Linked DNA regions of Homo sapiens: region 2 is linked to region 1. A link is a loop called in an ENCODE intact Hi-C map of the cell type or tissue named here. Cell type or tissue: mammary epithelial cell. All regions are shown on one strand. Each heading gives the region's core, and the rest is flanking DNA. Links, peaks and the distances in the headings are about the cores only. Region 1 overlaps ARHGAP26 (Rho GTPase activating protein 26). Region 2 holds the start of LINC01844 (long intergenic non-protein coding RNA 1844).

What was found. Hi-C counts contacts between places; a loop is a spot of excess contacts. Peaks named below come from ENCODE experiments on the same cell type or tissue, not always from the same donor. Only the 100,000 strongest peaks of a DNase experiment are listed, where the experiment ranks them.
Region 2: it touches region 1 in a loop (14-fold over the local background); 2 of 110 quality-filtered maps call a loop at or near these places.

Annotation. Positions count from the first base shown.
Region 1 is chr5:142,908,334-142,924,018 of GRCh38, forward strand. It overlaps ARHGAP26 (Rho GTPase activating protein 26), which reads left to right. Exons shown (of 23, transcript NM_001135608.3): 10 at 4,866-4,960. Among named protein-coding and RNA genes, the nearest start is that of ARHGAP26-AS1, 47 kb to the left of the region's middle. RefSeq lists enhancers at 7,800-7,849, 8,290-8,790, 8,791-9,291. In mammary epithelial cell, for the core only: CTCF peaks have their summits at 5,878 (motif pointing left) and 7,683 (motif pointing left); DNase peaks (open chromatin) are centred at 5,588 and 7,658.
Region 2 is chr5:142,740,032-142,755,716 of GRCh38, forward strand. LINC01844 (long intergenic non-protein coding RNA 1844) reads left to right here and starts at 5,569. Exons shown (of 4, transcript NR_110558.1): 1 at 5,569-5,687. In mammary epithelial cell, for the core only: a CTCF peak has its summit at 8,736; DNase peaks (open chromatin) are centred at 9,050 and 9,500; H3K27ac peaks cover 879 bases.

The DNA of each region.
Region 1 (15,685 bases), core at 2,743-10,742:
ACTAAGCAGACAGTAGCTAGAGCTAGAACAAGGAGGGTCTGAAGCAGCTCAAGCTGGCCAGATACAGCTGTCATCCTCTCTCCTGTATCCTTTTCTTCCCTTTTCCCTCTTTCTCTGCATACTCCCAGGGCCTCGCCATTTGGTCTCTCTGTATTAGCAAGTTTGGGCTTCCTCACAGCATGGTGGCCTCAGGGCAGCAAAAGGTTTTAGGAGTGAATGTTCTAGAAACTAAAGTAGACACTGCATTGCCTTTTCATGACTTAATCTCAGAAGTCATAGAGCCTTACTTTTACCTTATCTATTGGTTAAAATGGTCACAATAGCCCTCTCAGTTTCAGTGGGGGAGGAGGTAGACCCTGCCTCTCCATGGGAGGGGCATCAAAGTCTCATTGTAGGAAAAGCACGTGGCATAGAAGGTGATATGTAGCTATCTTTGGAAGAGACAGTTGGGCACATATGGCTCCCTGGTGTCCCCGCCATTGGGCAGCTCCTTGAATGCTCCTAGTTCTTCCCTCCTCCTGGCTGTTGCCTCTCGCCTCCTGCCTGCTTGTGAGTCTCCTCTGAGTGTTCCCACAGCAGGCCACATGCATTTCTATGGAGGTGACCTGTCTTTTCTCTTTGCTCCTATGCTTTATTTTCTTCCTTTGATATTCTACATTTCATTATGATAGCCCTAGCTTTGATTTTTTTCTTTTTTAATCTATTGCTTGGGAGGTTTTGGTTTTCCAGGATTTGAGATTTGGTCTCTTCCAATAACTCTGGAAAATTCTCACCAATTATCCCTTTGAGTTTCGCCTCCTTCCCATTCTATTGTCTCCCTCTGGAGATATTTAAATGTTTTTAATACAAATATTTACATGTTTTATCTGTTTGAGTCTCTGGACTGTATTCTGAATAATTTCTCTTACTCTGTCTTCAGCTTAAATAGTTTTTCATTTGTGTCTAACCTGTCGATAAACTAGTCCTCTACAAGCATTCCACTTCGGTCCTCTCTGCAGTACATTTTTATGCAACATGTTGAGTTTGCGTGTGTGTGGGCATTATAGAGTAGGGGTTAAAAGCGCTGGCTTTGCTCTCAGTCTGCCTGGGCCAGTGCTGTTAGGTGCTGTTGTCATTACTGTTAGGTACTCAGCCATGTTGTGCTCCTTGTTCTCTTCCACTTCCAGTTTTTCTTCCTGGCTTTCTTTTACTTAAGCCATGATAGAGAAGTTTATCAGCATCTCTGTTCCTTCCCTGAATCAAAGCAATAACAAAGCCCTTTTTATGTTTCTTGGCAGGGGCAGGATTGATTTATAAATAATCTCAGGAAAACAGACATTAAAATGTCATAACAGAGAAATTACATTTAGGAGGAATATTAAAAACCTACATTATTAGGTGTCCCCTAGTTTTCATGAAATGGAAACAGAGTTGTGCCTGCTTTCCTTGGATTGAGCCTTAGTCCCTTCCCAATTCTTAGTCCTTCTAGAAATCAGCTTCACCAAATTGTTCTCTCACACAGTCTGTTTTTGGGCCTTTTATCTTGGGCTTTCTCAGACTTTTAATGAAGAACTCTTTTGTATTTTCTCTATTCCTTTCTTATCACACTTGAAAGTGAAGGGTAGAAACCAATTATAGTGGATGTTTGGTTCTCCAGAGACTTCAGAGAGTTACTAGAAAGCATGTCATTGGGTAGTGAAGAGGTTTATGTGAATTAGTATATAAAAATTTTTTGGAACAAATCCTGACACATAATGGGTGCTATATTAGGACCTTGATATTATAAGAGTTAATTTTCCTAGTAATTCCTTACATTTAAATTATGTTTTATATTTTTCTGCAACCTTTTATTTATATTACCCTGTTTGATCCAGTTTTCCTCCTTTTACAAAGGAGGACATTGAGGTTAGGAGAGAGTATGATTTCTAAGGTCATTTAACAAGTTACAGAGCTGGTGCTCAAACGCTCTTTCCACAGTCTGAATCTCCTGATTCTGAACTCATTATACTTCCCATGACGTCACTATTTCCTCAGCTTTAGGGTGAAGGAAATATGAGGACTGGCTGTCTAGAGGTGATGTCTTCTCGATTGTGTAGAGGAATCATGTGATGTTGTTGTATATATTTTTTAAAAATAGAGACCGAGGCCGGATGTGGTGGCTCACGCCTGTTAATCCCAGCACTTGGGAGGCTGAGGCAGGTGGATCACCTGAGGTCAGGAGTTCAAGACCAGCCTGGGCAACATGGTGAAACCCCATCTCTAATGAAAATACAAAAATTAGCCGGGTGCAGTGGCGCATGCCTGTAATCCCAGCTATTTGGGAGGCTGAGGCAGGAGAATCGCTTGAGCCTGGGAGGTGGAGGTTACAGTGACCCAAGATGGCGCCATTGCATTCCAGCCTGGGCGACAGTGCGAGACTCCATCTCAAAAAAAGAAAAAAAGAAGAAATAGAGATGAGTCTCACTATGTTGCCCAGGCTGGCCTCAAACTCCTGGTCACCTTGGCCTCCAAAGTACTGGGATTACCAGTGTTTTCTACTATGCTTGGCCTGCATACATGTTTGAACAGAGCTCTCCTAGGAGCTAGAGGTAGATAGAACATAGATAAATAGATAACATAAATATCTTTTAACCTAGATAATTGGGTGTTTTCTTTTCCTAACATGCTCTTTCTCCACCTGTTAGGTTCCCTCACTGTCCTTTTCATTTGGATTATTTTCCTTTAAAAGTACCCACTGTTCTCATAGCTTCAGATCTGGAGTTGTGAGCAGATTTGCCACATCCTCCTGGAGACCAGACCCTGTGTGTGACGGAAGAATTTCCCTGCATCCTACACTCTGACCTGAGGCACCTCTGCAGATCTGGAGCAGCCCAAAACCGATCCTATCCCTTCTTTTGATTGAAACCCTTCTTTATTTTCCTGCTGCTCTCAGGATACAAACGAGAATCCTACATGGTCTTGCCTCTGTCACTCCTCAAAGTCTTCTTCTTTCTACTTTCCCTCACTCTGGGCTTCTAGCCACACCAGCTGCCCTGCTGTTTCTCCAAGCCTATGTGGACCCTGACCCCAGGGCCTGTCCACCTGCTCCATTCCCTCCTCCTTATTTTATTTCCTATGAATTCTTTCAGTTTCAGCTCAAGAAAGCTTTTCCTAACCTTCCTGACCAGGTCAGATCTCCTTAACTTTGGCTTTTTAAAAACAGAATTTTTCATGGTTATAACTTTTCATTTACTTGTTTAAGTGATATCCACGTCCCCCACTTTTTAAAGCAATCAATAGTTGAACAGACCATCTTTATAGATTTTTGCTGATATGGTATGGTCATCCTTGGAACAGAATATTAATCTTCCTCCTCTTTCTGCATGTATTTGGTGATCCTTTATATATCCCTATTCCCTCCCATTTCTCTGGGACACCTCATGTAATCTTTCAAAGTGGAAGCTGGTCCATAGCCATTAAATCAGATTTATAGTTAGACATCAGCAAAGTCAGAATCTCTTATGTTTGGGTGTTTGCACTCAGATATTTTACAGACTAGAGAAAGAGCAGTTCTGTCTGAGAAATTAATCTTTGCTATTCAGTGGAAGACAATAGGTATAAGGCCTGTGAATATAAACTGTCTCCTCCTAGGCCTTCTGTGTTTTGTTTGCTCTTCTGATATTAGTGGGTGGTTAAATTTTACCTTATGTAGCCACACTTTCTGTTATTTCAACAAACTGGGCAAGCTTGCTAATTTCCCCTGTTAGTTTAGATAAAAAAGATTGACAGAGGCAGGAGAAACAGAAACCCTAACAAATTCCTAAGTGACAGTAAGAAGAAATCAGGGACAGCAACTTCTGTGTTTCTGGGCAATAAACTAGTGCTATGAGATGAAATTGTCACATTCAGTTGAACAATGGAATACTACTCAACAATAAAGAGAAATAAGCCCTTGATATGCACAACAATGTGGATGAATAGCAAAGCAATTACGTTAAGTGAAAAAAGCCAGACAAAAAGAGCACATACTGTGTAGTTCCATTTATATAAAATTATAGACTATGCAAACTAATCAATAGTTACAGAAAGCAGATTCAGCGATTGCTTGGGGATGTACTAGGAGGAGGGATGGATTGCCAGGGGATACAAGGAAACTTTTGGGGATGATGGAATTGTTTGCTGGCTTGGTTGTGGTGTTGGTTTCATGGATGTATATGACATCAAAATCTATAAGTTGTACAGTTCAACATGTACAGCTTATACCTTAATCATATGTCAGTAAAGTTGTTAAAATGTATTTATTGAGGAGCTACTCTTTTCTAGGATCCAGTTGGGCCCAGGAGACAAAAGTAAGCAAAATTTGACCCAGTCTCTGTTCTCAGGGTCCTGTGGTCTAATGGAGAGAGAGACATTATTGTATTCATCACCTATATCAATGCGCAGTTTCAGCTATGGTCAGTGCTGTGATGGAGGGAGATGTACATGGTGCTTTGTGAACACGTTCTGGGGATATTTGTTCTGATCCAGGAAGATTTTTTTGGAGAAGTGATGACCAACCCAAGATCATAGAAGCTCAGAGTTAGGAGGAGACCATCTTCTTCTACTCTTATCAAACCTGCAAATTAAAACAATGTCAACACTCGTTTATCTACCATGGACAGATGCGGTGCCATCATGATCCACCCGTACTAAAGATGTTTGGGTCCAAGTCTAACATGGTATACGAATGTAAGCTGCATGAGGCTTTGTCCTGGAAAGGTTTATAGTCACCCTTCCACTGCCCATGGTCATGAGCACTCAGATTTGAGAAGATGAAATGATTGCTCCTGTTTACATGTCATGTATGTCCTGGGAGGAGTAGAGCTCCCATTCTGGCCTCATCTTGATAGTCTGTGTGTTCCCACTAGGGAGAAGATGAATCAGTTATCCTCAAATCCTGCACACGGCGGAAAACAGACTCCATTGAGAAGAGGTTTTGCTTTGATGTGGAAGCAGTAGACAGGTGAGTAGCTAGCATGCTTTTCTCAGGAGCAAATAGAGCTGAATTTCTATATCTTACTTTTTCTTTCCAGTCAAACCTTTTCTGCTTTTTTCCCCTTCTCCCCCTCCCTCCTTCCTTTCCTTCTCCCCCTGCCTCCTTCCTTTCCTTCTCCATCCATTCATCTATGTCCAGGGTGCTGGATCCAGGCTATTGCTGATTTGCGAGAATCATTAGAACCTCCCTATCTTTTGGGTTCAGCACTGAATCACTGGCTTGGTTTTGTTTTACTTTAATATTAGTGCTTTCATGCTCAGAAATGTGTGTTATATCTCCAGGAGATTGAGTAGTAGACTTTTAAAGAAAAGTATTTAGCATGATTGTATCAGCTATTTGAATTTTTTTTAACTGAAAAAGTTAGTATAATGATTCGAAAGGCATTGAAATGGAAGAAATTTTTCTCAAATAAAAAAACAGCTTTTAGTTACATTTCACCTACCAGTGTGTGTGCGTGCCCAGGAAAGACACCAAACCACTCGTGAAATCACAATTTTTTGGAGAGAGAGCCGTGTGTTGTATTCCTCGAGATTTATAGAGTCTCTCATTAAGTTGTACCATTTCGTGGTGTTAAGCTAGTTTGACAACATTCCAATTCTTTGAGACACTTTACTTGGCAACAGGTTAATTTTTTCAATGAAACCCACGTGTTAAGCTTATTTGAGCTGCCTGTTCAAGATCAGGAATGCTAGCACCAAGATCCTTAAATCTCAGCATGATACTCCGTATAATGCCATTTAATCTCTTCCTTTTATTAAAAAAACATTATACCATTTCATCAAGCCAGTACTCACCCCTCCCTGGGAAGTTCATCTGTGGCCACCTTTCCCTGGCTCTATGGCATCCTGAGACTGAGTACTGCCTGGGGTTGCACTGCCTTCTTCTGGCAGGTGTCTACTCTGCACTGCAGGCTGCTGGGGCTGCTGGAGGCTGTTAGGCCTCCCATGGAGACAGCGTGCCCCCTTAGCCTTTATCAGAAATTCGTGGAAACTAACTGCATCTCTTAAGCAATTTAGTCATTACATCTTTGGCTGTCAAGCCAGACAACCTGGGTTCAAATTTTGACTTTGCTGCTTAGTAGCCATGTGACTTTGAGCAAATTACTTAATCTTTTGGAACCTTGATTTTCTCACCTGGAAAATGAAGTTCCCAGGATGGTTATAAGGATTCAAGGAAATAATGCATGTAAAATGCTTGGCAGAGGGGCAGATAATAAGTGCTCAACAAGTATTAGCTGTTACTCTTTTTTGCTAATAGCTTATCCTGCGTGCTCCTCAGACTTGGTATTTCACTTCTAAACACAGAGAGGTACATATCCTTTACTGTGTGTAGAGGTGTGAGAGGGGAAGGTAAAGAAGAATAGCATGGGTGTGGGGTCGGAGGATAGCTTGAACTGGGGTAGCAAAGGGGAATTGCAAACAGCCTTCCCCAAACCAAATTTTGTTATTACTGGTTTTAAACAAAACCTAAACCTTGGTGCTTTAAGCATCTCCCTTCTCTTTTCTAAGCATGTGATTGAAGGGAATTCATATTATTGGCATCCTTGAAGGAGGTTCAGAAGATCTGTTTGCATGGAAGTACAGCCACCTGTGATGCTCATCAAATGCACAGTTCCTAGAGATAACCGTCTGCTGCAGAGCTGCTTTGAAGAGGGCATGCTTTGTGTTGCAGCTCTCTGTCAGATTGGAAACAAGCCCAAATTTGCTTTCTGAAGCTGAATTATTTTTGTGTTTTCATCTTCAGAAGTTTCCCGAGAAGTTGCGGAGAGTGGCTTTTTAGGCGATTAAAGCTCACTGTGGCACCTCCATCTTATTTCCACCCTTGCCAGCACTTCCTAGCACCTTCCCTCCTTTATGACTCCCACAACAGCTGTGCATGTCCCAATCATAAGCAAAGAGCGAATGTGTCACATTCAGCATACTGAGTGGGCTTGCGAGTCGATTGCTCCTGAGTTTCTGTCCCTGGTTCCCTCTGCATGGCGTGGAGAGATTTCAGTCATGGTTCAGTTGAGGGGGCTGAATCTCCTCTTTTTTTTTTTTTTTTCTTTTTTGAGATGGAGTCTTGCTCTGTCACCCAGGCTGGAGTGCAGTAGCATGATCTCGGCTCACTGCAACCTCTGCCTCCCGGGTTCAAGTGATTCTCTTGCCTCAGCCTACCGAGTAGCTGGGACTACAGGCACTCGCCACCATGTCCGGCTAATTTTTTGTATTTTTAGTGGAGACGGAATTTCACCGTGTTGGCTAGGCTGGTCCTGAACTCCTGACCTCAAGTGATCCACCCACCTTGGCCTCCCAAAGTGCTGGGATTACAGGCATGAGCCGCCACGCCTGGCCTGAATCTCCTCTTAATGAACAGGAGGTAAGTAGACCGTCCTAGGAAACACCTCCTCTCAGTTTTCTATATAGATCCCAAAGATTAGGTTACAATACAGCAGGATTTTCCTCCTTTCTCCTTTTTTGACCCCAGTGCCTTTCTGTTTTTTTTCCCTCAATATTTAGAAGGGAGTCCGGGTAGAGAAGGAAAAGGCATTTTCATGCGCTGGGTAGCTGCATCCCTGGGAACTCTGCCCGGAATCCTTTTCTCTCAAAGACTCCTGTACTTTCCTTTTTCACCAATGTCCTTTAGCGAGGAGGTGATTGCTGCTAGATGCCCTGCTGTCCTGCCTTCCACAGGTTCCCCAGCTCCACCTGCTGGACCAGAGAGGCAGAGGATCAAAATGCAAGTTTAGCACCTAGGAAATGTGGAAGTGAAAGAGGGGATGGTTATATTTAATCGCATAAGGGTTTAAGGTACTCCTGGAGTATGTTAACTGGAGAATACACAAACATTTATGTAGTGACTAGAAATGTTTTATTCTATCAAGATACAAATACATGTTGAAGTGTGAAGTATGTGACTTAGAATATGGGATATTGTGGATTTTTAAGATTGAATACATTTATCCTTTATACTTAATGCTGATATATCATGTTATTTTGTAACAAAAGCTGTATCCTTTAGGAGGTGATATCCTAGGAGGTCAATATTGTGAGTTGATTACCGTACATCAACGTATTTTACTGTGGTGAAAACCACGTGCACTCAGTTACAGATTCCTGGTGCTTGTCCCACACCCACACAGTTCGACTTTCTGGGACTGAGACCCTGAAATCCATATTTTCAAGCTTTTTAGTTGTCCTTTATTCTTACTACTACTTGGTATGTTAAATACAATGTGTTTCACAATACAGTTTCATCAGAACACATGAAAACATTTTCCTAATTTGAAAAATCACAACAAGCAACTACAGCAAAACAAAACAAAAAAAAATTCAGGCTCCTCTACTAAGGAGCTGAATGCTTACCTGTATGGAGGAGGAGAATGTAACTACTAGGAAAGGTGATTTCTGGTCTCTGAGACAGATTACTTGACCAGGCAAAAGGCAAAAACAACCACCACAATAAAACCCCTGCCTTTTTAAAGGATGTGAAAATGGAGGAGGAGTGAGGCAACTGGTAGTATCAGAGCATTTCCTATAAGCTGAACACTTTCATCCTTGTGTTGTGTCATCCTCACTACAACCCAGGGGGGTAGGTCCTCCATTATTCCCATACTGCTGAGGAATCTGCAGTGTAGGGTGGTGAGGCCGTTTACTCAGGGCTAAGGTGGGATTTGAACTGAGGTTCTCAGGAGCCTGTTCCAGGGCACATTGGTGCCTCAAGACTTTGGAATTTTTTTTTTTTTTTTTTTTTAGATGGAGTCTTGCTCTGTTGCCCAGGCCGGAGTGCAGTGGCACGATCTCAGCTCACTGCAGCCTCTGCCTCCTGGGTTCAAGCAATTCTCCTGCCTCAGCCTCCTGAGCAGCTGGGATTACAGGCATGCACCACCATGCCCAGCTAATTTTGTATTTTTAGTAGAGATGCGGTTTCGCCATGTTGACCAGGCTGGTCTTGAACTACTGACCTCAGGTGATCCACCTGCCTCGGCCTCTCAAAGTGCTGGGATTACAGGCGTGAGCCACCACACCTGGCCTAAACTTCAGATATTTTAGAAACATTTTCCAGTGATGAGCTCAGAGCTGTTGGTGGTTGCATTTCAGAGACACCGCAGTGTCCAGTTTTCAGGCTGTGAAATCTGGGAAGTGCTATTGGCACCCTGTCAGTTGCATTTGGCATTGTAAACTACAATGAAACTGTACAATATAAAGTACAATGAACTGAAGCAGCAAATTTGCCTCTCTTCTTATATCTACTCCTCTGTGACCTTCAGAAAGTCCTCCCGTGACTAAATTAAAAGAAGCAATGCAGATAGAGCACAGTGACAGGCACATGGCACTGAATAGGTGTTCCATGAATGGTTTTTTGGTTTCTGTACACCTTTTCTTCCATCTTTTATTTATTTGTTTAGAGGTGGGTGGGGTCTCCTCATGTTGCCTAGGCTGGAGTTGAACTCCTGGGCTCAAGCAATCTTCCCACCTCAGCTCTCGAGTAGTTGAGAAGATAGGTACACCACTGTCACTGTCCCTAGCTCCACCTTTTATTTTTAAGGTGACACTCTTTTTTTTTTTAATCCAGGACAGCTAGCATGAGTAGGAGATATCCTAGCAGTAGTATCACTTGTCAGCTAATTGTTTTCATTGTATCACAATACATTGCTGTCAGTTTGTTAATCCTCAAATCCCTGACACATAAGTCCTACAGAAAACTGTTGTCATTCTTTGAACAACGAATGAACTGAAAATCAAATTAAGTGTTAATCCAGGCCAATGGGATTTAGATCTATGGTTCTTGAACTTTATGTTTCAAGGATCCATTTTATTTTATTTTATATTTTATTTTATTTTATTTATTTTATTTTTGAGACAGAGTCTTGCTCTGTCACCCAGGCTGGAGTGCAGTGGTGTGATCTTGGCTCACTGCACCATCTGCCTCCCGGGTTCAAGCGATTCTCCTACCTCATCCTCCTGAGTAGCTGGGACCACAGGCATGCACCACCCCGTCTGGCTAATTTTTCTATTTGTAGTAGAGATGGGGTTTCACCATGTTGGCCAGGCTGGTATCAATCTCCTGACCTCAGGTGATCCGCCTGCCTCGGCCTCCCGAAGTGCTGGGATTACAGGTGTGAGCCACCGTGCCCGGCCGAGGATCCTTTTTAAAACCAAATACATTTCTAGAAATCTACTTTTAATTCTTATATATCTAAGTTGTTTTACCTTTGATATCTAAAAAGTAGACCTATACTCTCATCTCTGTGTCCACACCCTTTTGTATTGGCTTCTACATGATTTCAGAGGTCACATCTCCTCTAATTTCTTTTCTCTAGTGCCTTCCTTTTTTTCAGAACTAGTTTTTGGGGTGGGGGGGATGTTCAAACCTGAACTACTGAGGACCCTAGGATTACATGGAGCAAATGTTTCACAGACTAATGTTAGCTCTTCATATCTCTGCTTTCCCTCAAAAAGATTTCATTGTTCCTAACATCAAAAAGCTAAAGTTAGTAGAAATTCTTTGTATTTCTTCAATCTCAAACCGAAAACTTGCTTGGATCAAGGTATCATGTCAGTCCAATCAATATAATGATTCTTTGAAGGTTCCTTCTGATTTCTTTTGAAATTCAGTTTAAAGACTCTAGCATTAATAATATGATATGGCTTTAAATAAATGTAACTTGTAGTAGTTGTGTGGTATGGCCACAACATGCTCCAAAGGATAATTTTAAAAAATTTCCTAGCAGATACTAGTTATAGATTAAATTGTGTCCCTGCCAAAATCATATGCTGAAGTCCTAATCCCCAGTATCTGAAAATGTTGCCTTATTTGGAGATTACTTGATAGAGATAATCAAGTTAAAATGACGTCATTAGGGTGGGCCTTAATGCGATATTACCATTGTCCTTGTAAAAAGGGGAAATTTGGACCCAGAGATGGACATGTACACGAGAAGATACCGTGTTAACATGAAGGCAGAAGTCGAGGTGATGCACCTACAAGCCAATGAACACCAAAGGTTGGCAGCAGAGCACCAGAAGCTAGAGGAGAGGCATGGAGCAGATTCTTCCTCACAGACCTCAGGAGGAACCCTTGATCTTGAACTTTTAGCCTCTAGACCTGTGAAGCAATAAATTTCTGTTGATTAAGCCAGCCAGTTTGTGGCACTTTGTTACGGCAGCCCCAGGAAATGAACGCAGTTTGAATAGGGAGGGCCTTTCTCAATGAAGCAGCACTCATGCACCCAGCAGCCTTTAAATGGATAACTCAACACCTACTGCTTGAACAATCCCATTGCCAAGGAACCCCACTTCACAAAGCAGCCCATTCACATAAATTACCTTCTTCCTTTCTTTTCTTTTATTTTTTTACATGATTATAGCCTAAGCTTTCATTAGCTTTTTAAAAATCACCCTTTTTTGGCCTAGCGTGATGACTCATGCCTGTAATCCCAGCATTTTGGGAGGCCGAGGCAAGTGGATCATTTGAGCTCAGGAGTTCAAGACCAGCCTGGCCAACATGGCAAGACCCTGTCTTTACTAAAAATATAGAAAAAAATTAGCCGAGCATGGTGGTGGGCACCTGTAATTCCAGCTATTCAGGAGGCTGAGGCAGAAGAATTTGCTTGAACCCAGGAGATGGAGGTTGCAGTGAGCTGAGATCGCGCCACCACACTCCAGCCTGGGTGACAGAGGGAGACTCCATCTCAGTAAAATAAAATAAAAATCACTTTTTTTATTCTTTAATGAAGCAGCATTCTTGGGTGCTTTTGTATTACTTTGCCATAGCACCAAGCATTTGAAGGTTTATAATTTATATTGGTTAATTGAATAAAGACTAGATTGATCATTACAAAATGTGTCAACTCTTTGAGAGGATTTAGTGTAAAATTTCTGGGTTAAAAAATGGGACATGATTTCAAAGCAGCCATTAGTGGTAGCAGGATGTGAATCGGTAGTACTTGCTTATGTCTGTGTTCTGTCACTTTGAATAATTCACTCCGTCATGCAGTGTCTTAAGGAAATTCATGAGCAAATATAGGGAAAATATTTGTTTAGGCTAAAGAATCATGGTACTAGTCATTTGCCAGCATCCCTGGATTTGTTTATTTTCAAGAAATTTCTCACAGATGTAAGTGACACGTGGATATTTTCTCTCAGGTGTTTTCCAGGAGGGCCTAGTAAACCATGTGAAAAATAATAAAACTTTTTCTGATTCCCTGAATCAATAAAGTCTCTTGAGGGGCAGTGTTTACACTGGGGAAGGGAAATGATTACTTTTTTCTGGGGTTAGCTGACTCTCACCAATGTCCATACATTTGAAAATGCTGTGTGTTAAGTGCCCCTTTCCCAGCATTGGTACTCTCTAGAGGTGGGCAGCAAGGATAGCTTCTTAGAGATGGCAAGGATATTTAGTGCTGGAGTTGTAATAAGGGATAAGGCAAGAATAAACTTATCTTCATGGAGCTTACCTTTGAGTTTGGAATGCTCATATATACTCAAGCAACTAAGGTATAAACACCAGGATGTTGAGTGTTCCAGCAAACCTGGAGGGCCAGAATACTGGGGGGAAAGTAACAAACAAGAGGACTTTACCCTTCCATTCTTACAGGGGACGATGGCATGACTGGAATACGCTGAATTCATTCCCTCCCTCCTTCCTTCCTTATTTTATTGAGCATTACTACATGCTAGAGACTACTGGCAGTGGAGATATAAAGTTTACAAATCTGTAGGACTTTCTTAACAGACCTCATCTGATTTTCTTTCATACCAGTTCCAAAGTCCTTGTTTTGCAAGCTTTCCATGAATAGGTAAAGGGCAGTAGCTCTCCTCTGATCTAGTCCCAACCTAGCATTTCACATCCACTGTCAACTCTATTCTTCTTCTTCCCAGGTAACCTGCATTTGCACAGTAATAAGCTTTTCTTTGTATTGGTTGGTTGGGTGTTTAATTAGGTATGTTTTATATACCTCTGTTCAATTCTAAATATCTGTCTCAGGTGATTTGCTTCCAGAGGCAGAAGAACATTTTATGCAGCTTTTAATACAGTAATATGTGCATATGGCTGTTCAATTTTATTTTTTATGGTGACGTAATTTTGACATGGGTTAATTATTTTCTTTGAGGCCATGGTAAACTATTGTGTAAGAGACTAGAGGAGCTTAATCAAGTTAGTTGCTATTTAAACTAAACTTTTAGCAGGTGCTCACTTAACCTGCATTTGTGTACTGTTAGGGAAGAGACCCAGGAAAACTGAAGATTGGTGAAAGTCAGAATAGTGGAGGCCAGAAAGATTTTTGAAAGATCTGAAGAATCTACTGGAACCCTCAGCACCCTCATTTCAAATATGTTTGTATGGCAGGCTGCATGATGCAGGTAAAAAAGATAAGAGCATTCCTAAATTTGAATTTGGGATCTGTTCCTTACTAGCTGTGTGACTCTGGGTAAGTGGTTTAACCACATCTGTAAGATGGGGTGAATTATCACTACATTGCAGGATTTTTTCTGAAGGTGGAACACACTAATATTCCCCTCTGATGGAGTCCTATGTCTGAAAACATGGCTGTTGAATTTTTTTCTATACCCTAAAACCTGGGGCTTTATTGTTGTGATGGTGAACCTTAGCTTTGGTGGATATTCCTGTGAGCCTGCTTTTTGTCTTAATGGTGCTCCTTTTCCTGTAGTGTCATGAGTTTTCAAGTTATCTATAAGCTGAGAGGAAATACAGGTGCATTCGGGTTATATGTGCAAAGGGCCTGCTAGGGTAAGATTCCATTTTCAAACTGTGTATGTGATAACCTGTTGTTGATACATGCTTCAAATAAAGATAAAGTGTTATGCCCTCTCTTTCCAATTTATGGCCTCAAGAAGAAACTGTATTAATTTTAAATTAAAATAATATTGTTTCTTCTAGCTTGCTAAGAGGTGTGTGTGTATGCATTTGTGTGTTTTTGTGAAATTGTGTGACTGAGATTATGTGTTTTCCAAAAAGGATCATCTTATGTAACAGACTTTGTTTCAACATTCAACCTCTAGATGGCAGTTTTGTGTATGTATTAGTAACTATTAGAAGGTCCAGTTGAAAATCAGCTGTCCTATATACACCTTGTATACATTGACAGAAGAGTGTGTGTGTGTGTGTGTGTGTTTTCTGTAGAAAAAAATAATCATGAGAGTATTATTCCTTAAAGGAAGAAGAGTATCCTAAATGACTCATTCATTCTCTAGAAATTCCTTCCTCCCACCCTTTCATCACAAATCATTCATACCCACTTTCTTGCAAAAACAAACATGCTCAGTTAGTTGGGCCTCTGTTTAAACATTACCCTTTACCTGGCTCTTTGAACTAAAGTGCCAGGCCCTTTGCTTTAGGAATGGCTTATTTAGGATGGTGCAGAAAAGATGAGTGATTTCACTGTCCTGTGTGTGCTGAGAACCTGGCAGTCCTACTTTTCCCTCCTGGTGCAACGTGCCTTTATCTTTTGCAACACATGAATCCATTTTTCCTGGTTTCAGACTTCCCCTCCCTCCCCTTCTCACCCCTTGTTTGAAATAATATTTTATTTTGCCTTCCTGCTGGTTGGATTAGAGTGCTGGTCTCAATGCCATGACATTTCAGGCAGGAAATGGAGTTTTCCTTCCTCAGAGGGTGTTATATGACTCTGACTTCCATGACTTGAGTTGGGAGACGATACCATAGTTTCTGAATTGCTTTTTGGCTGTTCTGTAAAATAAGTTAGTGGAGAAGTTCTTGGAGTCTTAGAATTCATGTAGTTTGAACTTGTCATGGAGTTTTTTTTTTTCTTTTAATTAAATGAGAGCATGCCTGTTTGCTGTTTGATTCTGGTTTAACAAAGAATGGGGTATGGTGGTTAATGGACTTGATTGGGAGGGTGATTGAGGCAACCCTATTTTTACTCTTTAGTCTGCCTGGTGAAATATGGAGTTTTATTGGTTGAATATACCAGTTTATTTACCAATTTCTAAATATAAAATGAGTTTGTCTTTTTAAAATCAAAACCAAAAATGAGCTATTATGTAATTCTGGATAGAAGAAACAGTTCAACCAGTACATTCCACTTATGTACATTTCTGTTGATTGTGAGATAGAATAGTAAAAATGAAAAAAAAATACATGAAACAGAAGCTATATTTTCATAGTTTGTTATCAATAGTAGTAACAGGTATTTGCATTCTCCTTGAGTCTCACTCATCCCATCAGTGAATAATGCCTTGTCCTTGTGCAGTGTGTTAACATTTGCTTGCTTCTATGTCCCTGATACCTAGCATGATGACTGGCACATAATAGGAACTCAGTCAATATCTGTTGCATTTAAGAGCCATGCAATTTAATATGCCAAAGATGTCTTTGGGCTTCCCGATGTTTTACGACTTCAGTCTCTCATAAAAATGTAAGAACTTATCTGATGTGGTTGGTGATACCTACTTTTTAGACTATTATTATTGCTATGATCCTAATTATTTTAGGAACATTCCTCTAAAAATACTAAGGTTGCAGGCTTTAATAGGTTATGATTCATTCATTTATTAGGATCAGATCCTTTTTTTTTTTTTTTTTTTTTTGATACGGAGTCCTGCTCTGTCGCCCAGGCTGGAGTGCAGTGGCGCAATCTCCGCTCACTGCAAGCTCCGCCCCCCGGGTTCGTGCCGTTCTCCTGCCTCAGCCTCCCAAGTAGCTGGGACTACAGGCGCCTGCCACCGC
Region 2 (15,685 bases), core at 4,169-12,168, 170 kb before region 1:
TAATCCCCATCATGAGCCAATTCCCAATGTAAATCTCCTTTATATCTCTATGAATCCTTTTTGTTCTGTTTCTCTGGAGAACCCTGACTAATATCCCCTTCCTCTTTCTTCTTTTATCTTCTAGTGAGGATTGGATTTGGTCGACTTCTGTCTTCATTTTTGAGCCAATTCCTCTTCATAACCTTTGCTGTTCTTCACAAAGAAGGCCATCAAAGGCTAAATAAAGATTTCTATCATAAAAATCAGTCATATTTAGTCATAATCATGTGTATCTTAAGCACTTACCATGTGTTAGGCACGAAGCTAAAAGTTTGTCTCATTTAATTCTCAAAATGAAATGGATATTTCTATTATCCCATTTTACAGAAGAAGAAAAGCTCTGGGAAACTAAGCACACTTCCTAAGGTCTTATGCTAGAGTGAGTGGCAGAGCCAGCTTTCAGGGCCAAGTGTCTGATTCCGAGGTACACTCTTGATTAGCCACCTCATCTATCATTGGCCCAGGGGATGGTTTTTCCAGGCTCGACTAGCCCAGTTTGAAAACAGAAGGACATGGAGCTATGTGAGCATAGACCATAGTTGCATTCTTTGCACCTACAGGAAGTAAACAACATGCCAATCCAAGTCCTAATGCAAATAAGAGCCTATTTGTTTTCTGAGTCAATCCTTCAGGTATTATCTGTAACAGATCTGTGGCTCCTCTGGTTAGACTGGGCCTTGATTGAATGTGATGTTGCCGTCAGTCTAGATTTGTGCTTACATATGTGACTGGTCCCCAGATGCCATACAACACTTAAATGCAGCCCAGTAATGGTTCCTGACCACCGCACCTCCACTCCAAGAACACATAGCTGATGCAGCTGCCGAGCTATTTCCTAGCCTAATTACTTTCTTTATTTTCATGCCTGGCCATTGTTAATGACATTTGGCCATCAAGCACACAGTAAATAGAATTAGGATGTATTGGAAAAATATGACTTCTGTACAGAAAGTTGAGAATCCAGAAATTGCCATCTGGATTTTATGTCTTCTTGCACAATAAGACAGCCTCTCAAGGCAGCACATTTTGGGAGTAGCTTGGCAACATTCAGCAGCAGCTTGATTCCTCTTTCTTTATCCTGCCTGCTCCCAGATGCTGAGTCCTGCTCTGTAGCTTGAGTGGAGCAGGAGATGGGTCCGTGGAGGAAAAACCTAAGGCTGTGTCTTCCTTGTTCTCTGGCTCTGACCACTGCCAGTCCAGCACAGTTCTGTCTACGCTCATGCTGCCATGCTGCTGCTTTTCCCTCTGAAGTTTTAATGAAATTGTCCTAGTAAGTCTGACCCTCATATTCTGCATAGAGCACCCTTTATTGTTTCATGTATTTTTGAAGGCTAGTAGAGCTTCCTAAGGAAGGCAGGTCAGGAGATGGTAAACCAAAGCTCTCACTAAATGCTAGCCGTTACTACTACTGCTACTGGTAAAAACCTCAATGTGGGGTTCGTCCTTTCTCTGCCTCTTACATCTTCCTTGATGCCTAGAAGAGTGCTGGGTACACAATAGATATTCTTTCATAGATACTTGGTGGCCTGGCTTTATGCTTCCATTTCACTACCTATAAAATATCCATCAGTGTTTTCCAAGCTTCCATCATTTCCCCATTACCTTTGCATATTGATTACTATCTGTACAATTATTTTTTCAGTATACTTTTTATTTTATTTTATTTTTTTAGACAGAGTCTCACTTTTTCACCCAGGCTGGAGTGCAGTGGCACCATCTCAGCTCACTGCAACATCCGCCTCCCAGGTTCAAGTGATTCTCCTGCTTCTGCCTCCTGAGTAGCCAGGATTACAAGCATATGCCACCACGCCCAGCTAATTTTTGTATTTTTAGTAGAGTCGGGGTTTCACTATATTGGCCAGGCTGGTCTTGAAGACCACTTGATCTCAAGTGGTCCGCCCACCTTGGCTGGGAATCCCAAAGTGCTGGGATTACAGGCATGAGCTGCCATGCCCAGCCTTTCTTCAATATACTTTAAATCAATTGATGCTCTTTTAAAAAATTGATTCCTTTTGCAATCTATATATTTCATCACTACCACAAACTGGAAACCAGCACCTTGTGCATTAGGTGGAAGGGAATGTTGAAACTTAATTTTTAACTATTAAAAAAAATGTGTCCTTGTATTATCTAAAAACGTCTATGTCCCCTGTGAAATAGGACATTGAAGTCTGAGCTTTGCTTGAAGGGGGCGGTGGTCAGGGCTGTCAGCGCGCATCAGATCTTACTGCTTCATTGTGCTCTGGACACATCTAATTGCCAGTATCTGCATCTCTGTGCATGAGGGATTTTCTGGGAACCATAGAAGGCCCGTCTGCCCTGGCCTGTAGGCTGCCAGAGAATTAACACCCTAAGAGTAGCTGATGGCTGATGGGAATTGGTAGATAAGTACCCCAGCTCCCCATGCCTCTTGTGGGATACTATTCCCCAGAGTGTCCCTGTGGGGTTGGACTCTTGTCACTTACTGTAGTAGCTGGCTGAATAACACATCCTTTTTTGGCTGTCTTCCTTTCCTCTATCACCTCCCCAACCCATAAGCAGTGTCCCTACACTTCCCAAATGAAAGGCTTGCACTTGAATCATTGTTTCCAGGTCTGCTTCTGGGAGAGTCCAAACCAAGTCAGGGGCTGCTTGCAAATCAGGGGTCAGTGGTCATTTTTATACTCACCAGCTAAGGTTTGCATGATGTGTGCTTTGTACAACTGTGCGTTGACTATGCCAATTTATCAAATGATAAGTGGGAACAGATGCAACCACACTTTGACAAATATTTCATCCAGGTAGCATTTTCCCTACAAAAGAAATGATTTGAAAATATTTTTCCAGAAAAAAATTTTAAAACAAAATCTAAATGGTTTCCAATAGTAATGGCTCTTTCCAACACACACAAGTAAATATGAGCTATTTTTTATTTGGATAATGTTTTGTTTGGATAATGTCCTCCAGTGAAAGAAAGTCAATGTGCTTCAAGCCTGGGAGATATTAAGCCGAAAGCTTGGTTATAAATGCAAATAAAGCTGGGTGCAGTGGCTCATGCCTATAATCTCAACACTTTGGGAGGCCAAGGTAGGCAGATCGCCTGAGCCCAGGCATTCAAGACCAGCTTGGGCAATATGGCAAAACCCCATCTCTACAAAATAATAATAATAATACTTAATAATAATAATTTTAAAAATTAGCTGAGCATGGTGGCGTATGCTTGTAGTCCCAGCCACTTAGGAAGCTGAGGTGGGAGGATTCCTTGAGTCCAGGAGTTCGAGGCTACGGTGAGCTATGATTGCACCACTACACTCCAGCCTGCGTCACAGAGTGAGACTCTGTGTTTAAAAAAAAAAAGAAGAAAAGAAAGAGAGGAGAATGGGTCCTGGATAGGCAGCTAACAACTCTGTCACAGAATAAGGGTCAAGGAAAATTCTTTTGAGGAAGTGACATCTAAACTAAGACTTAAAAATAAAGTAGAGTTACCTATGCTAACAGTGGGAGAGGCATTCCGGGAAGAGGGAAGAGCAATACATGAAGGAGGGAAAGGAGGGGAGGAGAAGAGAGTGCAGCTTCCCAGTTGTGCGTCCCATACTAAGCAGCATGAGATGATTCTGGCCCCTTCCTGGCTTCCCATAGAGAGGCACAAGGACTGCTGTCAAATAATAAAAGAATGCCAAGCAGGAATATTAAGTGACTGTTCTCAGAAAGAGAAGATTATGTATCACCGTTTCTCCATGACTCATCCCTTCCCACATATCTTCAATTTTGAGCATTTAGTCCTTTTTCCACTGGAAGTATGAAATGGTGGTCCCTCTTCCTGCCAAACTCCCCATCAGCTTTGTTTTGGACATTGGCAAAAAGAAATCCTGTTTCCTGTCTTTTGTTTCCTGGCTGTAGCCTCTGGTTCCACCCCCTTCTCGGTCTCACAGTGTCTATTTCCGCCTCAGGCCCCAGAGTTTCTAACAAACCCGTAGATCAGTTTTCTCTTCCATAGTTACTAGTTACACAGAATTATCAAAGAGGAAAATAACTTTTCTTCATCCCAGGGTTTTTTTTCTCCTTGGATCACTTTGTTTAGTTTTTTTCTTAGGTTAAGTTCCCAGGCTCTCCTCTGCAAAGGCAGGAAGAAATTAGCAGGTGTTGGGGGCCCAGTTCTCCCCGGGAACATACTGGAGCCCTACTGGTGTCAGACCAGAAATGATGTAATCAAGTCACTGGCAACAGAATGAAGACAAGGAAAACTCCAGGGTTTATATCTTGGGTGTGGAGATTGAGATATAATATATGGCCAGGAGGGGGAATAAGGCGGGCCTCCTTGCAAAGAACAGTTTTTGAGTTTGCATAATTTTTCCCACTTCTAGGCTGGTTGACCTTAAGCAAGTTACTTGACCACTTTAAGGTTTGGTTTTTTGATCTGTAAAAAAGGAAATCACAGTACCTACCGATGATGTATCTATCCACTTGACTGGGCTAAGGCATGCCCAAATAGCTGGCAGCACATTATTTCTGGGTGTGTCTGTTAGGATATTTCTGGAAGAGATCAGCATTTACATCAGTAGACTGAGGAAAGAAGATTCACCCTCATCAATGTGGGCAGGCATCGTCCAATCTGAATAGAACGACAGGGCAGAGGAAGGGTGAATTTGTTCTCTGCTGAAACTGGGACATCCATCTTCTCCTGCCCTTGGACATTAATGCTTTTGATTCTCAGGCTTTTGGACTCTGACACTGACACCAGCAAGCATCTTCACCCTCCAGCTTCTCTGGCCTTGGGCCTCATACTCTGAGTTACACTATGAGCTCCTGCTCCCATTTCTCAGGCCTTTAAACTCAGACTGAATTATAGCACCAGCTTTCCTGGTTCTCCAGCTTGCAGACATCATACTGTAGAACTTCTCATCCTCCGTAACTGCATGAGCCAATTCTATAATAAATCTCCTAATGTATCTCTATATATATCCTATTGGGTCTGTTTCTCTGGAGAACTCTAATAATATACTACCTAATCAAATTGTTGCGAGGATTAAATAAAATGATATATGTCATAGTGCCAAATAACAAGCCCTCAACAAATGGCCATTATCTTTATTACTAGTGGGATTTAGATCATGTGCTTCTTACTAAAATAATAAATAATATTTATTGTTTGTTTCAGCTATGAAAAGAAAACATTTGGAAGATCACTGATTCCTTCATGGAGAGGCTGGCTTGGGAATAGATGACGTGTCAAAGATTGACATCAACCTTGAGTGCTTATTTGTGGACTTGAGATACAGATAAAAAAAAAAAAAAAAAAACCTCCCTAGAGTGAGGGCTACTTGGGATACATGCTATATCCCAAGGAGTTCTCAGTTTGAGGTCAGCCCCAGCTCTACAACTCACCAGGAGAGTGCGCGAGGATGAGGGAGAGACAGCCTGCTCTGGTTCTCTTCAAGGTGACAATGACACCTGTTGACAGATGAGAATTCCAGCCAGGAATACAGATTTAGGAATCATGTTTCTCACTCTCATGATGACATAGAAGAGATGCGTCTGAATCTTTCTGCCAGTGTGTTAAAGTTATTCTGATATTGACTGTAGTTCTGAGCTTTGTCTCTATCCCACCAAACCACTAACTTCTGGAAATTACTTGTAGACCAAGATGGGAGGACTCCGTGTGTGGCTCCGTGAGTATGTCTGTTACACATATCAACTGCATTTATATATATTCTATATCTTGTTAGGAAAGGCTAGGCTATGCTGCAGAAACGAATAGCCCTAAAATCTCAGTGGCTTAAATGACATAAAGTTATTTTGCTTACGCTGCATGTCCAGATCAATACGAGCTGCCCCTGGCAAAGAGAAGGGGGACACAGAAAGTTGTATTCTGATACTTATAAACTACTGCCCATATTCCAATAGCTCAAACAGATCCTTAGCCACACCTAACATTAGGAAAGAGTTCTCTCGTCAGTGTTAGAATTTTTCTAATTCAAATGGATCTACCTGTGGTCAGTGGGATCTAACTGACATCTTGAACCTTTGAAATTATCTGGCTTGAAGCTGTCGAGTACTGACCAGTGATCTAGTGAAAACAAGACAGGATGGGGATTTTAAAATGCCTGCTAAGAATCTCTTTTAAGAAAAGAGTGATATTTCATCTGCTCACTATGTTCAAAATTAAACCTGTTTCATGCTTTATATTTAAGTCTTAAAATAGATACAGAAAGTTTGGACAATAGAACAGTCAAGATGCAATAGCAATGCTGATTTTTAAAATAAATGGTTAAAATAATCTTTGTAAGAATAATAGAATTACAGTGTTTTGAATTTTTCCAAGGCAGAGATCAGGACAGATGTTTCATTTGTATGCCTGTATCACTTCATTGCCTTAGTTCAGATTAATTTTGCTTATAATTTGGAAGTTGATAAACTAATCCACTTAGTTGAAGGTTGACTTCAGATCACAACTGCCAGTTAAAACACCATGAACACACTGGACTTTTCAACTGTTTTGAATGAAATGTGCAAGTGAAGCCAGCAGAAATATCACTGTAAGTCACTATTTACTGACTGCCTCGCATGTGCCTGACACTGGTTTAAGCACATTAAACACATTATCATTTACCATCTTCCCAGCAAGAGACAAGGCTGCTAAGGCTTTGAGAGCTACCATGTTCTGTTCAAGGTCACGTGGCTGATACATGTCAAAGCCAAAGCCTAATCTCAGGTTTATCTGAATCCAAAGGTCAAATTGGATTAATTCACTGCTATTGAACTGAATAGCAGTGACTTAATGAGACTGACTCCACTGAGGGAACCTCACAGATTTGGAGGAAGATTTTGACTGTATATGTGCTTATTTGACTGTTTTCCATTCGAGGAACTGAGACACGAAAAGAGTTCACTCAAGGATAAGTTGTGAGTCTTATGTCAACCAGAAATTATCTCTAGTTATTATTTCTGAAAGTGATAAAATAACATTATGTTCCAAGTCCTTGATGGAGAGCTTGATCCCTGGATTTGAGCTCTTTGAGAGCTTACTGGCCCTGGGAAAAGTATAACTGGTACTTGAGCCTTTTAGCTTATACTTCTCAGTCAGATTTTTTGAAACTTCTGTTCCTCATAAACTCAAGCCAAAGCATGACTATGCATAGAACATGCAACAGCTCTTCAGGAAGGGAAATTGCTGCCCAGGATTCCAAATTTGAAATCATGCAATGCTATTTAAAGGCTTGGCCAAACTTCAAAGTTGGTTGAATTCACTAGGGGTAACCTGGAATTTCTGTTTCCCAGAAAGGGATTTCTTGACATTTTCTCCTAACCTTGTGATGGTCCCTTATTCTGAGGACCCTATAGGATATTCACTGATTCTATAAGCATTTTTTGAGAACCTCCTCTGTGCTAGGCATGTGCTGGTAATATTGTGGTAGACAGAACATAGTGTTTGCCCTTAAGGAGCTTATAGTCTAGTCAGGAATATAGAACATGACATGGGCAATGAGTTCAGTTGTCTTTTTTTTTTTGAGCTACAATGCCACATTTAATATTCTTTCCAGTGATGCCTTGGACTAAGCAGGTACTTTCAATTTAAGGCAATGGGTCACAGTGTAAGGAAGACTTGGGGACAGATAGGGACACACAGGTAAGTGATTGGTCATGTTGCACATTAGCCCTATTACTTAACCTCACTGAGCTTCAAGTTTCCCCTCTGTAAAATGGGAATAATAATACTGGCTTTGAAGGGCACTGTAAGGATTAAATGAGGTAATACGTGTCAAACATCTATCATCGTGCCTGGTTCACAGCAAGTGCTCATAACTGTTAACACAGCCAATAAAGGTGAGAAATAGTGAGGATGTCAGTAACAATAAGAAAGAGTAAAAACTGTAACAATGAGATGGGGGTAGAAATAAAATATAGGCTGATGAGAGAAAAGGGTTCAATCACTGAAGCTATTTTCTCTGCAAGTCACCCCTTAAAATGTGTATTCGGATGCAATTTCCAGCCTTTAAAAAAATACATAAAGAGTCAACTTTTTATTAAATTTGTATGTAAAGGGCAGATATAGCTGAATGGGAGCTGGTTTAAACTGAGCCCAAACTTTTTTCCTTTTTCTTTTTTCTCTTGTCCTTTCCTTCCCTGGGTCCAGAACAATAAGCTTTGTTTAGAGGAAGAGTATTTACCCAAGGCCTGTTTCCACTTAAGATATTTCAGCAGGACAGTGAATAACCTCTTACACTATTGAGAAATTTTCACTGTCTGGAATTACTGGAACAAAGATGTCATTATTAAAACAAACTTTTGACCTTCTATAGAACGGTCACTTTAGCTACAAGAGAATCATTCACAATGGCTTTATAAGAATGGAAGCTATGACATCATTATTATATACAACACTCTATCAAAGATCTTGATTGTGAGAATCAGTTAGAATTCTTTGGTGGCAAGCAACAGAACTAACTCTGGCTCACTTAGGCAAAAGAAACAATTTATTCCAAGGCTATCAGGGTTGCTTACAGATCTGAGGGAAAGGCTGAAAAACCAGGTTTCTGAGAGCACAAGAACCAGGGCAACAGCTTAGGAAGCAGAAACTAACAGATTTTTGGGGTCACCCGTACCAGATGAATCAACTTCATTTATTTTGTCTCTGCTTCAGCTCTCTCAGTATTTAATTTCCTGGGAGAGAAAATCTGGTTGGCCAAACTTGGGTCTTGGGCCCAGGGGGCAGCCAGAGGGCAGCAGAGCACCTTGATTGACAGTCCTACAAAGCCTTCCTCCAGTCAGTGAGGGGCAGGTAGTTCCTTGAGGAAACTGAGGCTTGGCCACCCAAAGTGGGACTAGATCATGGGAAGATATCAATACTTTCATACTACGCAAGCTTCTAGGGCAGAGATATCATGGAGGAATCATCACTTTACTTAAAGGGACAACTGAGGAACTGAATTAAAGTAGTTTGCCCAGGAGCCACAGGTAGTGGCAGAAAGGAAATGTTCTGACTCCTACCAGCCAAATGGGAATTTCCCTTATTCCATCCAGTTGGCTAAAGCAGTGGTTCAGAGACTTGGCAGTGCATCAGAATTACCTGTGGAGCTTGCTAAAAATAGAGAAGCTAGGTTTGGCATAGGGCTGGGGCATCTGTATTTTTAATAAGCTTCTTGTGTGATTCTGCTTACAACCAACTTGGAGGCCCACTACATCATCAAATTTCCATAGGATCTGATATAGGAAAAGAACATTGCAGAAATAAAAATGGGATAAGGTATGATACAGTTTGAATATTTGTCCCCACCAAATCTCATGTTGAAATGTGATCCCCCAATGTTGGAAGTAGGGCCTAGTGGGAAGTGTTTGGGTCACAGAGGCAAATCTCTCATGAATGGCTTGGTGCCCTCCTTGCCATAATGAGTGAGTTCTTACTCTATTAGTTCATGCGAGAGCTGGTTGTTTAAAAAGCCTGGCGCCTCTCCTCCATCTCGCCTGCTTCCTCTCTCACCATATGACTCATCTTCTCTCCTTTCACCTTCCTCCATGAGTAAAAGCTTCCTAAAGTCCTGACCAGAAACAAATGCTGGTGCCATGCTTTTTGTACAGCCTGCAGAACCATGAGCCAAATATACTTTTCTTTATAAAGTACCCAGTCTTGGGTATTCCTTTATAGCAATGCAAAATGGATGAATTTAGTAATTTTAGGGGAAAGGTTTGGGTTTGTTGACAACATTTTTTGAGGTCCAATTTGTGTTAGCTGATTTCATGGTTTGAGGTTTGAGGGAATGTGAGGACAGGGAGAGGTCTTTCCCTATTTGTGACAAGCCTGCACCAAGTGGATCAGGCAGGTTAGGCTGTTTCCTAGAAAGCATCTACCGTTGAGCATACTAAGCATTGAGCATATTAAGCATTGAGCAAGGAGCAAGGCTGGGACCCCTCTTGGGTAGTCCTGACTATCTACAGTATTAAAGGGGGAGGATCAGATTATACGGGTAGTGTACCCAAGTGCCAAGATCTAGAATACAAAAAAGGGTTGGGAAATAGGCCTGAGCTGGCACAAACAGGAAAAGATCTGTTACCTTTATCTTGTTTCCTCACAGCTGATGAAGACAGGCTAATGCTAAGTCTCTTAACCAACCTGGAGGATGGAGAAGATGGGAGAGTGCTATTCTTCTTCTAGGAAGCTGCATTCCTCAACTCTTTACCTGGGTACTCCTATCCACCCTTCAGGTCCTTGTTTAAATATTACCTCCTCAGAGAGGCCTTCCTAACACCCTCTTCCCCCAGCTCAATCTAAACTAGGGTCCTTGCTGTTCTTTCTGTGGTCATCTGGTCTTTCCCAGAGCCAGATTCATGGACATGCAATATGTACAGTCATTCTGCACTTAGAAGGACTCCATGCTTGGTTTAATGCTCTGCTGTCACCATCCTGAAGTTCTTAATACTTTTTGAACCAGGGGTCCTCCATTTTCATTTTTCACTGGGTTCTGCAGATTATATAGCTGGTCCTGTTCTTTCCCTTTCTTGAACTTAGCACCTTTAATTGCTATTAATTTAGGTGTTAATAGTCCTAACATCTAGCTCCATGCCTCCCACTGTCATACAGGCTTGATAAACGTTGCTTAACCTTTTCAAATTATGGTTATTTGACTACTTTTGATTTACAAAAAAGCATATTCATATGATTAAACCTAAACTATTCTGGATGAATGAATAGATGAATGAATGAATGATGGAAGGAAGAAAGATACTTTGGACAAGTGCATTGTTGACCCAATATCCGCTCACCTACTTCCTTTCTAATAGAACTTAATTATGATCAGGTGTCCATCCCTTCCCCAGTGACTCAGGGGAGGTGACCCAATTCCCAATTCCAAGGTAGATCCTGATTAGCCTACATTTTCTTTTTCTTAAAAATAGTCTTCTCTCTCTGGACGTTGTCAGGTTTGAATCTGACTCCCAGGACTGCTAAAGTCATCTTGCTATCGGTCTAACAATTAAACCAACCAAAGCGAAAAGTAGCGCCAAGGAAATTGCATAAAAGCGGTAGCAATATGCATAAATAAAAGCAGTATTCTAGATGGCCCTTGCTGTACCCTGAGCTTCTTATTATGTGAGATAATAGGGTTTCTGTATTGTTTCTTCTAGTTGTCTATTGCTATAAAACAGTTACCACAACATGGAGTGGCTTAAAATAGCATCCATGTTATTAAATTTCATAATTTTGTAGGCCAGGAAGCCAGGAAGGACTTACTTAGGTAATTCTTCTATTCCATGTACCATTGACTGAGGTCCCTTAGTGATATTCAGCTGGCTGATGGACTGGTCTTTAGAGTCCACATATTTGGCACCTTGGCAATGCTGGCTGGAAGTGCAGGCTCAGCTGGGACATTTAACCAGAACACACATACATGACCTCTTCAACATGGCCATCTCAAGGTACTCAGACTTCTTCCCCAGGGTGAAGGGCTTCCAGAGAGAGTATTCCAAGAGACAGGAAGTAGAAGCCTTCAGTCTCTTAAGGCCAGAGCCTGGACTGGCACAGCATCACGTCTGTCATATTCTGTGGGTCAGAGCAGTCACAAATTCCATTGAGATGCAAGGGGAGAGGACATAGTTTACCTCTTGATGGGAAAATTATCACTTTATGGCTATTTTAATGCTTCACATTATTTAAGTCAATTGGACACTGATTTTCTGTTATTTATAGGCTAAAGAATTCAAGAATTCCTGAGGAATTCAAGGAACTCAAGGTTCTCTCAAGCTTGGGAAGATATTTCTTCCTGTTCCCCTAAAACAGAAGTCTGTACACTTTTTCTGCAAAGGGCTACATAGTAAATATTTCAGGCTTTACAGGCCACTTGGTCTCTTTTGAAACCACTCAACTCTGCCAATGAGGCATGAAAAACAGCCATGGAAAATAAATAAATGAATGAGTATGGTTACGTTCCAATAAAAATTTTCTTTATGGTCACTGAAATTTGAATTTCACGTAATTTTCACATGTCACAAATTGTTTTGTTTTTCATCCATTTAGAAATGTAAAAATCATTCTTAGCTGTGGGCTGTCCAAAAAAAAAAAAAAATGCAGGCCAGGTCCCTCTGTTATTTCTTGGGCTGTATTTTACCAACCCCTACTCTAATATATCAAGCCAGCTTCAGGCTCAGGACTTTGCATGTGCTGCCTCCTGGAATGCTGTTCTGGGTGGGTCTCCATGTGGTTTGTACATTCTCTTCATTGGGTTTTATCTCAAATATTACCGCTTCAGGATAGTCTTCTCTGATCACTCTATCTAAAATAGTACGCTTACTCTGAAACACATTATCTCCTTGTATTTTCTTTTCTTTTCCTTTTTTTTGAGACAGAGTCTCACCCTGTTTTCCAGGCTGGAGTGCAGAGACACAATCACAGCTCACTGCAACCTCCGCCTCCCGGGTTCAAGTGATTCTCCTGCCTCAGCCTCCTGACTAGCTGGGATTACAGGCACCTGCCATTATGCCTGGCTAATTTTTGTATTTTTAGTAGAGATGGGGTTTCACCATGTTGGCCAGGCTGGTCTTGAACTCCTGACCTCAGGTCATCCACCCGCCTCAGCCTCCCAAAGTGCTGGGATTACAGGCATGAGGCACTGTGCCCGGCCTCTCCTTGTATTTTCTTGATAGCATGTCTAACTGTCAGAAATTTTGCTCGTTTATTTATTTACATATTTGCTGCTTTTTCTCCACCCTCACTAGATTCTAATCTGAATGAAGCAGGGATCATGTCTGTCTTATCTACTTCTGTGAACACATTATCTAGCACGGTGCCTGGCATGTAATAGATGCTCAAGTAAATATTGGTTGAATCAATAATGGTTACAATTCAATTCACTAGAGCTTGAGAAGAACATAAAAGGCTACTCCATTTATACTGATTGAATGAGAGAAAGATAATAAAAGCAGAGGAAGGAGATCAAGTCATCACCTTTACTCAGAGAAGCTTTTGTCCCTCTGTTATTTCTGTGTGTTTCAGGGAAAGCTGAAGGAAAAATTCTTCTCCTCTTATATAATTTTGAAGATAGCTATTTTTCTCTCTTGGCAGATATGAATGACTTATCGTGCCTGTCCAGAGTCAGGGAAAGGAGAAACAATCTTATTTGAGAAGGGAGGATATCACTGCAGTGGTTGTGAAATCGTGTTTGGAAGCTAGATTGCTCTAGACCACTAAGGTATGATTTCACAGAAATTCCCAAGATCCCTGCAGGGGAAATAACAAAGGTCCTGGGTGGCATGGCAACAATAGAGATGACAGAATTGGGAATAATATCAGGCTAAACCTGTCCTGGGAGGCAGGGAGGAAAAGCAGCAGCAAGTACAACATTTGGGACAGAGAGCTTGAGCTTGAACAGAATGTACCGGTGCTGTTGGGTGGCAGCCAGGCCCAACAATTTAGCATTGGGCTTTCTAAGCCTGGGGACAGAAGTGGCTTCCATCCAGTCCTGCCTCTACTTACTAAAACAAACAGATTGGCAAAGGAGAAAGAGACTGTTCTAGGTGAATATAATAAACAGGAAGTGTCCATGGGAAACAGTGAGGTCCATAGCTTAGGCTGTGAGTTCAGTGAATTCAGCTTAGGAACCGAGCACTGACACAAATCACAAAGTAGTGGAGAGTGGGCCTGATATAGAAGGTAACAAGGGGCTGACCTGAAAATGTTGAGCACAGTGTGGAAGGCACAATAGGCTAGCTGGGAAGAAGCATGAACTTGGACACTTGAGTCCCTGTTGGTAGATGAGGCAGAGAAAATAGAGATCAAATGATGTCTATAACCTGGACTTACTGGTTGCAAGCAGTGGAAAAGCTAAAAAAAAAAAATTGACCAAATCTTAAAAAGGGCACTTATAGGCTCACATATTTGAGGAGTATGGCAATATGCTAGCTTTAGGGATGGTCAGAGACAGGATCTCGAAGACTGTCTTCAGTCCTTGGTCTCTCTCTCTTTCTTCATCTCTCAGCTCATCTTTCCTCTGTGTTTGCTTCATTCTGAGTCTTTCCCCATGATGCCCAGTGTGCTATGGCAGCAGTGGTCCACATCAGCTCTAGGTGTATATCCATCCAGCTTCAAGTTCAGCTAAGATTACTTTTGGCCTGGTTGTTCTAACAAGTCCAAGAATTCTATCTCATTGCCTCTGACTGGGTCATAAGCTCGTTCCTGAGCCAGTCACTGGGCCCATGGGTTTGCAGTGTTTCATTGGTCATCTCTGGGCTGCATGCCCTCGCCTGAAGCCCAGTGGACTCAGCTTTACGAAAATCACTTGGACTAGGAATCAGAGAGAAGTGGTTCTTCAAGAAAAACTTGGTACTATTTATACCAGAATTGGGTATGGATGCTGGATAGGCAAAAACAAATCAAATTAAAACAAATGAAAAATAGATGTTTGCAACCAGTAATCATCACACTCACATAGAATTGACCAGAAGCCACAATCTCTCTCATCAGTACATGAATATAATTCTAAATGTTATAACCCAATCTTAGACTTTCAGTTGTTTTTATACTGACAAACTGCATGCTCTGGTTTAAATTAGCTTCAGGGAGTTAATACCAAGAATAGAAAATAATCATCATAAATGAGGAAAAAAGTATCCGCAATTATTTAAAACAAAAATGCACAATAGCATAAACTTGGAATTAAAATTGGTAACTAGAAATGCAACTACCTATTGCTCAAATAACCCTTGAATTAGAAGATTAGAAAGCTCTAGAAAAAAGAAATGTTTATATTTTCCATCTAGAGACCTACTTAACTCTTATTTATTTATTTATTTATGGCAGAGTCTTGCTTTGTCACCCAGGCTGGAGTGCAGTGGCATGATCTCGGCTCACTGTAACCTCTGCCTCCTGGATTCAAGCGATTCTCCTGCCTCAGCCTCCCAAGCAGCTGGGACTACAGGTGTGCACCACCACGCCCAGCTAATTTTTGTACTTTTAGTAGAGATGGGGTTTCACCATATTGGCCAGGCTGGTCTGAAACTCCTGACCTCATGATCCACCCGCCTCGGCTTCCCAAAGTGCTGGGATTACAGGCGTGAGCCACTGCGTCTGGCCTCTTTTTTTATTTTTTATTTTTATTTTGAGATAGGGCCTCACTGTGTTGCCCAGGCTGGAGTGCAGTAATGCAATCATGGCTCACTGCAGCCTTGACCTCCCTAGGCTCAGGTGATCCTCCCACCTCAGTCTCCTGAGTAGCTGGGACTACAGGCATGTTCCACCATGCCTGGCTAATTTTTGTATTTTTTGTAGAGACAGGGCTTCACCATGTTGCCCAGGGTGGTCTCAAACTCCTGGGCTTAAGTAATCTGCCTGCCCTGGCCCTCCAAAGTGCTGGGATTACAGGCATGAGCTACCACACCCGGCCTTCATTTTCAATTTAGGATTAATTCATGAAGAAATGTTAACATGGGAGAATGCTCAGATTTTACAAGCCCTTATGATACCTGATGAAGTGTGGTGGTGTCCTTGGCTCCTATGCCTATCTCACTTTATCCCCATGACACCACCTTTCTGACCACTCCCTTTCTGCCTCCTTTACCCACCCCTGAAGCATTGTGTTTCTGGAGGTTCATCTTTGGTTTCCAGCTCTTCTCTTTTTATATGCTCTTGCAGAGTAACTCTTCCTTTACTCTTTTCAACAGGCACCCACTGAGAGCCTCCTTT